Linked DNA regions of Homo sapiens: region 2 is linked to region 1. Evidence: chromatin loops called from intact Hi-C (ENCODE). Cell type or tissue: B cell. All regions are shown on one strand. Each heading gives the region's core, and the rest is flanking DNA. Links, peaks and the distances in the headings are about the cores only. Region 1 has its middle 39 kb from the start of LARGE1-AS2. Region 2 overlaps SYN3 (synapsin III).

The links. Hi-C counts contacts between places; a loop is a spot of excess contacts. Peaks named below come from ENCODE experiments on the same cell type or tissue, not always from the same donor. Only the 100,000 strongest peaks of a DNase experiment are listed, where the experiment ranks them.
Region 2: it touches region 1 in a loop (12-fold over the local background); 59 of 110 quality-filtered maps call a loop at or near these places.

The regions. Positions count from the first base shown.
Region 1 is chr22:33,200,661-33,205,054 of GRCh38, forward strand. It overlaps a transcript of LARGE1 not described here. Among named protein-coding and RNA genes, the nearest start is that of LARGE1-AS2, 39 kb to the left of the region's middle. In B cell, for the core only: a CTCF peak has its summit at 2,772 (motif pointing left); DNase peaks (open chromatin) are centred at 1,981, 2,871 and 3,941; H3K4me3 peaks cover 488 bases; H3K27ac peaks cover 848 bases.
Region 2 is chr22:33,016,314-33,020,707 of GRCh38, forward strand. The region is part of intron 1 of SYN3 (synapsin III); the gene reads right to left. Among named protein-coding and RNA genes, the nearest start is that of SYN3, 40 kb to the right of the region's middle. In B cell, for the core only: CTCF peaks have their summits at 2,111 (motif pointing right) and 2,318; a DNase peak (open chromatin) is centred at 2,128.

The DNA.
Region 1 (4,394 bases), core at 298-4,297:
CTGGATGAAATTTGAAGACATTATGCCAAGAAAGAAGGCAGGCACAAAATGCCACAGATGTTGTGATTCAACTTATATAAAATGTACAGAATAGTCAGATCCATAAAGACAGAAAGTAAATCAATGGTTTTCAGGAGCTGAGCAAAGGAAGCATTGGAGAGGGAGTGCTAGTGGGTTCAGGGATTCTTTGGGGGATGATGAAAATATTCTGGAATTAGACAGTGGTGATGATCATCACAGCTTTGTGAATATCCTAAAAAATCACTGAATGGTATACATCAAAGAGGTGATTTTTCTGGTATAAGAATTATCTCAATGTTTTTTAAAAGGTCATGGTTGCTATGAAATGAAAGAAAAATAGAATAGGGCCGGGTGCAGTGACTCATGCCTATAATTCCAGCACTTTGGGAGGCCGAGGCTGGGGGATCACTTGAGGTCAGGAGTTCGTGACCAGCCTGACCAACATGGTGAAATCCCATCTCTGCTAAAAATACAAAATTAACCTGGCATAGCAGTGCATGCCTGTAATCCCAGCTACTTGGGAGGCTGAGGCAGGAGAATCACTTGAACTTGGGAGGCAGAGGTTACAGTGAGCTGAGACTGTGCCATTGCACTCCAGTCTGGGCAACAAGAGCGAAACTCCATCTCAAAAAGAAAGAAAGAGAGAAAGAGAGAGAGAAAGAAAGAGAGAGAAAGAGAGAGAGAGGAAGGAAGGAAGAAAGAAAGGAAAGAAGGAGAGAAGGAAGAAAAAGAAGGAAGGAAGGAAGGAAAGAAGGAAGGAAGGAAGGGAGGAGAAAAGAAAACATAGAACAGGTAAGGGGTAACTGAAATGGATTGGGCAGACAGCTTGTAATTTTGAATAGGGTGGTCACAATTATTTTCACTGAGAAAAGGACATTCAAGCCAGAATTTGGAAAGGTATGGGAGACGGTCTGGTCATCATCTGGGAGAGGTACTCCAGAAAAAGCAGAGGGACAGGAGGGAATTTGGGAAACAAGAAAAGCCCAGTGTGGCCTGAGTAAAGAAAGAGAGTGGAGGGGGCTGAGGGTCAGAGAAGTGATAAGGGCCAGATCCTGTTGGGTCTTGTAGGTCATCATCAGAACTTAAGCTTTTACCATGAACGAAATGGAGATCCGCTGAAGCGTTTTGAGCAAGCAAGTAGCCTGATCCAAGTTACATTTAAAGAATCATTCTGGGCTGGGCTTGGTGGCTCATGCCTATAATCCCAGCACTTTGGGAGGCCGAGGTGGGTAGATCACGAGGTCAGGAGATCGAGACCATCCTGGCTAACACGGTGAAACCCCGTCTCTACTAAAAATACAAAAATTAGCTGGGCGTGGTGGCACACGCCTGTAGTCGCAGCTACTCGGGAGGCTGAGGCAGGAGGATCACTTGAACCAGGGAGGCGGAGGTTGCAGTGAGCTGAGATCACATCACGGCATGATAAAAAAAAAAAAAGAATCATTCTGGCTGCTGTGCTGAGAAACGTAACAATTGTTATTATATTAAGAGCTTAGGTCTGCTTTGACATGAAGCACTGGGACACTAGAACAGAGAAAGAGATACTCTCCCCACTCCCAACTTTAGAAACTGGCCCCTAACAGGTGAATATGATCCACCGTTTCTGTACTGTGAGCAGAGTCTGTGCCACATTCAGCAAGAGTGGCAGGTCTCCTTGACCTCAGTGCTTCCCGGGGTGGACAGACTACGGCCACCTTATCTTTTTACACGAGAACTGTCCTTCCTCTCTCAGGCATGAAACCATAGGCCAGCTTGGCCATCTTAATCAAAGGGAACTTGAAGCCATTCATTTCATTCATTTTATTTCAAGAAGACATGAAATTATGTTTTATGCCAGGCCAATAAAGGATGACACATAATTTCCTTGGGCTTACAATATTTCTGCCTTTGGAAAGGTGTCTGAGAACTAAATAACCTGAAGTTTACTGTCTAGTACAGTGCAGATTGACAGTAGCTGCTCAATAAAGCATAGTGCCATTCTTCCTCTTTCTCATTCACCTTGACTTCCCCAAGGTCTTCATTTTCAGAGATGGCAACTGATACCTAGAAACCCCACGAAGTTCTACAGTGTTTACATCAATCCCTCAAATCTGGTTGAACCCAAGAGCCAGAGACCTGCTGATTTTTCTGGAAAAATGGCTGTCTTAAAGAAGAACCAAAGGACACAGTGGAAAAGACAGCACCTAAAAGTTAGCATGGATGGAAGGGAAAAGTTCCTGGAAAGCAAGGCATTAGCAGGAATTAGCTAAGTTCTTGTCCACCCTTTGCTAGTGATGATTCATTTTTGTAGGATAATAATATAATAAGACTTTAAAAAATAAAATTTAAAAAACATATCTCTGAAGTTTGACAGGCAAGATAGAACCTAGAAAAATAGAATCTAAACTCTCTCTCTCTCTCTCTCTCTCTCTCTCTCTCTCTGTGTGTGTGTGTGTGTGTGTGTGCAAGAGAGAATGAGAGAGAAAGAGAGAGACAGACAGACAGACAGAGAGAGGCTGGTGATTCAAGGTCCCAGTGCAGATAAACAGACTCACTCTTTCTCCTCCCCAAACAAAACTAGATTTTTTTATTTGTCACACTTGAAGCTCATCTGCTTTCCCACTCCCTCATTAAAATTCTGAGCTACTGCAAGACAGCCTCGTGCAGGATAATTCGAGCCTGATCTCCCAGGAGAATGCCGGGAACCAGGCTTGTGAATTAGCCTTTCCCCTTGGTGGGTGGACACTGCCACCCTGTGTTCAGATACTGGGAACCACTGAGCGGTGATCCTTTCCTCTGGCTCCTCAACTTCATAGTGCTTAGTCGATTCCCAGGTGTGCCCACAATATCAATATGTGTTGGTTATGGTGTGAAGGCTTCCACAGCTGTCAGTGTTTTCAGCCGGGGCATGGAGAGGTTGTTTATAGTGAGGGGAGAGGGAAATGAGATGAAGCTAGGGAGGCAAGCAGAGATGATAGAACGCATGCTAGGGAAAAACCCACGAGGAACTGCCCTGGATTTCCCCAGCAACTCAAGCATTTGGGTTTCTGTGACTTTGCTGCCGCTGCTACCTCTTCCCAGAATGCTTTTCCCACAGACTCTGCCTTGTGAAAGCCCACGCCTCTCAGAGATCTGGCTGAAGCATCACCTTATCTGTGAACCCCTGCCTGATCACCACTCCCCGGACCTTACCCTGGTAGAATCAGGGATTTCATTCTGTCCCATCATCGCCTCTTCCCTACACAACTTAAAGGTGGGTGTCAACATTTCCATACTTTTCTCCCATGAACCCTGGAGGCCCTGGAGTGTGACTGAACTTGTCTTATTGTTCTGTATGTCCCCAAGGCTTAGCAGATCTTTCATTAATATCTTTGGGAGAGCAAATGAATGAATGAGTGGATGGATGGATGGATGGATGAACAAAATAAATGGTATGCATATAACATTTGGAAAAATCAGATTAAAGCCTTTAAGGAAGAAAAATCAATGTTATTAGGAGAGGGGAGGAATAGAACTGAGAGAAGAAGTACCCGAATTGAGGGGCTGGAGAGGGCTGAAAACGGATAGGGAGTGTTACTGAGTTGTAGAAAATAACTCATTTCACCACCAGAGAAAGAGCTATTTATGTAATACTAGAATTAATATAATAATGGTTATTATGTCAGAAGCACAAGAGAGTCATAAAATGGCTTATTAAAAGGGTTGCAACTCAGATCACTAAAACCATCAGAGAGGATTCCAACTTTGCATTTCACTAAAATGTAAGACTTTTTGCTTGAAAACGTCTCATTTAATGGACTTATCAGCTTCCCAATCTCAATATCTTCAAGACTCCTATAAACCTCCACTCTCCCTGATTCTAGCACCTAATTAATCAAAGTCAAGCACTGTTATCCCAGAAATGTCTCTTAAACACCTTAAGCCACCTCCAAACACTTTCACTTCTCCAAACCTTTGAGCAGAAATGTGCTATTTCCTCTGCTGGGAGTATGTTTGAATCCCTTTTTTAAAAAAGGCTAAATTAGAGGTCTCCCTTATAGACTTAGCTTTGGGAAGAGCCTTTCCCATTTTCACACAGCAAAGGTGGCCATTCCTCAACTGTGTTCCCCTTGTGCTGTGTTCATGCCTTAATTCCAGCATTTTTTTTCAAGCCTCTATTGTAGGAATTACTATAGAAGGGTTCTGTTGAAAGTATCTTAACCTGCTCCCCACTGTCTGAAAGCAACACCAAGGAGGTATACAGCTTCAGTATCTTTGTAGTCTTCCGTTCTAGCACATGGATGAAATATAGCAAAAGAGTGCTCAGAACACATTTATGAAATAAATGAATAAAGAAATGAAAACGAATGGACAAGCATGGAGGACATATTAGGTTGAAAAAAAATAGCTTTACC
Region 2 (4,394 bases), core at 165-4,164, 180 kb before region 1:
ATTCCTGCTGAACTTGAAATAGCCTTCTGGTGACAGGCATTACATACATAACTATTCAATTATTTCCATTATTAATGTTGCTGCTGCTACCTTTGGGCCTGAAACCAAGTCACCTGTTGTGTATCAATTAGCTTCTTTGATAAAAGGAAATAAATAATGTCATTCTATTATTTTATCATAAAGACAAAAAATTTACATTCCCACTCATGGTGCACAAGTTTTCCCTTTTCTTTACACTCGCTCCAACACTTGTATCTGACATCTTTCTGATAATAGCCATTCTAACAGGTGTGAGGTGAGATCTCATTATGGTTTTAATTTGCATTTCCCTGATGATTAGTAATAATGAGCATTTTTTTCATATATCTGTTAGCCACTTGTATGTCTTCTTTTGAGAAATGTCTATTTGGTTTACTTGCCCATTTTTTGATTGGATTATTTATTTTCTTGTTATAGAGTTGTTTGAATTCCTTATATATTTTGGATATTAGCCCCTTATCAGATGTATGGTTTGCAAATATTTTCTCCCAATCTCTGGGTTGCATCTTTATTCATTGCTTCTTTGCTCTGCAGAAGCTTTTTAGTTTGATGCAATTCCATTTGTTTATTTTTGCTTTTGCTGCCTGTGCTTTTGGAGACACTTGGACAATGTCCAAGAAATAATTGCCCAGACCAATGTCATGGAATTTTCCCCCTTTGTTTTCTTTTAGTAGTTTTATAGTTTCAGGTCTTATATTTAAGTCTTTAATCTATTTTGAGGTGTTTTTTTGTATGATGTGAGATAAGGGTCCAACTTCACTCCTCTGCCTACGGATATCCAATTTTCCCAACATCACTTATGAAGAGACTGTCTTGTCTCCATTGTGTGTTCTTGTCACCTTTGTCAAATTTCAATTGATTGTAAGTGTGTGGGTTTATTTCTGGGATCTCTTTGCTGTTCTATCGGTCATTGTGTATTTGTCAGTACCATGTTTTGATTACTATAGCTTTGTAATAGATTTCAAGTGCCTCTAGCTTTCTTCTTTTGTCTCAAAATTGCTTTGACTATTCAGATTCTTTTGTGGTTCTATACAAATTTTAGGATTTTTTTATTTCCATGAAAAATAACATTGGAATGTTGATAGGGATTGCATTGAATCTGCAGATCATTTTGGTTAGTACGGACATATCATTCTTCCAATCCGTGAACACGGGATACCTTTCCATTTATTTGTGTCACTTACAATTTCTTTCACCAATGTTTTATAGTTTCCAGTAAGAAGGTCTTTCACCTCCTTGGTTAAATTTACTCCTAAGCATTTCATTTTTTGGTGCTATTGTGAATGAAATTGATTTCTTAAGTTCCTTAGCAGTTAGTTTGTTGTTAGTATAAAAAAATGCTACTGATTTTTGCGTGTTGATTTCGTACCCTGCAACTTCACTGAATTTGTTTATCGGTTCTAACAGGTTTTTTTTTTTTTGTAGAATCTTTAGGATTTTCTATATTTAAGATCATGTCATCAGCAAACAGAGACAATTTCACTTCTTTCAGGAGTGATCTTTAGGCTGAAACATAAAGGATGGGGAGAGAGAAGTGTATAAGCAAAGGCACTAAGGTAGGAAAAAGCAAGGCACATTTGAAGAACAGAGGGATGGCCAGCTCCATCAGGAAGTTAGAACAAGATTCTTGTAAGAGAATGTTTAGAAAAGCAGAGAGGGGTCAGATCATGAAGGGCCATGTTGAAATCAATTTTGATTTGAAGCCAATTGTGAAAGTAAGCCATTGGAGGGTTAGAGACAAGAGGGATATCTGGTCTACCTGGCCACTGTGTAGAAATAGACCTAGAGGATGTGTCTATGAAAGGAGCCAGACAGGTTAGAAGGCCGTTGTAGTCATTTTGGTCCACAGATGTGAAAGTGGGGAGCTGGATTATGTAATTTTCAAGGTCTTTTCCTCTTGAATCATTAGGACAGGACACAGGATATCGCTCCAATGCCAAACTTAATCTGATGGCAAGACAAGGTGCGGATGAGAGGGATTCTGGTGAAAGCCTAGGAAAAGACAGGAAGGCAGGGAAGACGGGCTGGGATAGAACCCAGTAGGCCCCGTGGGTACCCAGCCCCATGCTGCCCTAGCACTAACCACTAGAGGGCAGGAGTGACCAGACCAGACAGAAAAAGAGACTTTATAAGGCAAGTTTGCAAGCTTACTTCTTGGAGGCTGTGGCATGAAGAAAAACTTCACTGGGAAAGGTTAAATAAAGGATGAAAGACTTTCCATACTTGATGGTGAAGCCAGAACCAGAAGTAAGGTGAAAATCATAAGGATACGTTTTGCATCAAAGCAGGAGGAATGAGAGCTGCCCCACAGCGGCAACAGCTACTTTGAGAAGAGATGAGCCACTGATCAGCCTGGACAGGAGAGTGGACATGTCTGCTTGGGTGACTCATTGACACCCCAAACTTCTTTCCTTGCTCACCCTCAGATGAGTTTATGCACCTGGGTTCCCCACTTCCGGAACCCTGTGACCCATCCACTCACTGAGACCTGAACCTAAGTCTCACACTTTGCTCCTCCTTAACCCTGGTGAGTTTCAGCCACTCAATCTCCAAGTCCTGTCAACTCTGTCTCCACTAACATCTTCAGCATCATCCCCTCCTCTCCATCATTCCTACCATAGACTTGGTTCACGTGCTGCTAAAGCTCTCTCCCCTTGCCTATTACAACAGGCTCCTAATCAGCTCCCTCCCTCTAAGCTCAGTCATTCAGTCAACTTTCCACAGAGCAGAGAGAGCTTTCCAAACTACAACCCTAACCAGAGGAAGCCCCCTCGTGACTTTCCACATATCCCTAGGATAAAGGACACACTGTAACCCAGAAATACCTTAATCATTGCCATCTTCTTCAAGGTTTTCCTTGCTACTTTGGCCATGCAGGATGAAACTCTTCTAATGAGTCATGCTCTTCCAAAAGTCCATATCCTTTGTATATACTTTTCCCTCTGCCCGGAATACTGCATCTTATTCCCCTTTTCCTTCACTGCCTGGATACCTAGAGAGGCCATGAAACCTGTAACTGGGAGCACAGGTTTCAAAGGCAGACAGACTCTGGTTCCAATCCCAGCTCTGCCACTTACTCATGTAATATCTATGAGAGTTGGGGTGGCTTATTCAACCTCCGTGCCTCAGTTTCCTCATCTGTAAAACAGGAATAAAAAATAACGGCTACTTTACAAATTGATATGAACACTGAATGAGATAACTGATGTGACACAGTGCAAGGCCTGACATGTCAGGCACTACATGTACTAGCTCCTGCTGTTATTTATTTATTACAGTTGATTTTCTTGTTGTTGTTTGTTTTTGGTTTTGCTTTTGTTTTTGAGACTGGGTCTAGGCTGGAGTGCAGTGGCGCGATCTTGGCTCACTGCATCCTCCCGCCTCAGCCCCACAAGTAGCTGGGACTACAGGCACGTGCCACCACCCCCAGCTAATGTTTGTATTTTTTGTAGAGGAGGGGTTTCACCATGTTTCTCAGGCTGGTCTTCAACTCCTGAGTTCAAGTGCTTGGATTGTAGGCATGAGCCACCACGCCCAGCCCCATTGCTTATTCTTAGCAATCCACATGAAGCTACTGGGAAGATCAAATGAAAGAATGCACAGACGTGCTTTTGAAATAATGAATGATTATACAAATAATAGTAATGAAACATCGTTTTTAGTAGTGGTATCTTTACAATATCATCAGGATGCAGAATTGTTATTCCTGACTTCAACCATCCCTGAGAGTCATTAATGCTTAGAGACTCTGAACACAGAGGCCCCACAGTCACATAGAGGCCCCAAAGCATTTAACCAAACACCTTCAGATTTAATTCCTCCAGAGGAGAAGTATTCAGTTGAATAGTTAACCATGGAAACGTGTTTGTTCACATAGACCCAATCCTAGGAAAATGGAGAAAGTGGTGAGGTTTATTTCTGGATCCTGTACCTCTTTCAAAACCCATCTTCCTCACTTCTTCTTCTTCTCAATACCTCACCCCTAAGATCAGATCTCTTGGCAGGACCTTGTCATTGGAGCCTCTAATTCAGAGAAGCCTCAGGACATAGGAGATGGGGTATTTAAGAATAAGAGAGGGTGTCTGAAGAGGAGGACAGGCCAGATGCCCAGCCCAGAGTACCAGCACCTCAATACAATCACGCTATTAAAATGATTCTTCCAATGGTATAAGGTATAAGGCCTGAAAGCAATCTTTTTGCTCAGTCTTTAAGATTCACTGAGGTGACTCTATTGATGATACTTTGGGCACCATGACAAGCAAAAGGGGAGAAATTTCTTTTGCAAGATTGGGTCATACAAAAGGCCAACCTATACCACTTTGAAAACAAATCCTATATAAAAGGGACTCTTCAAG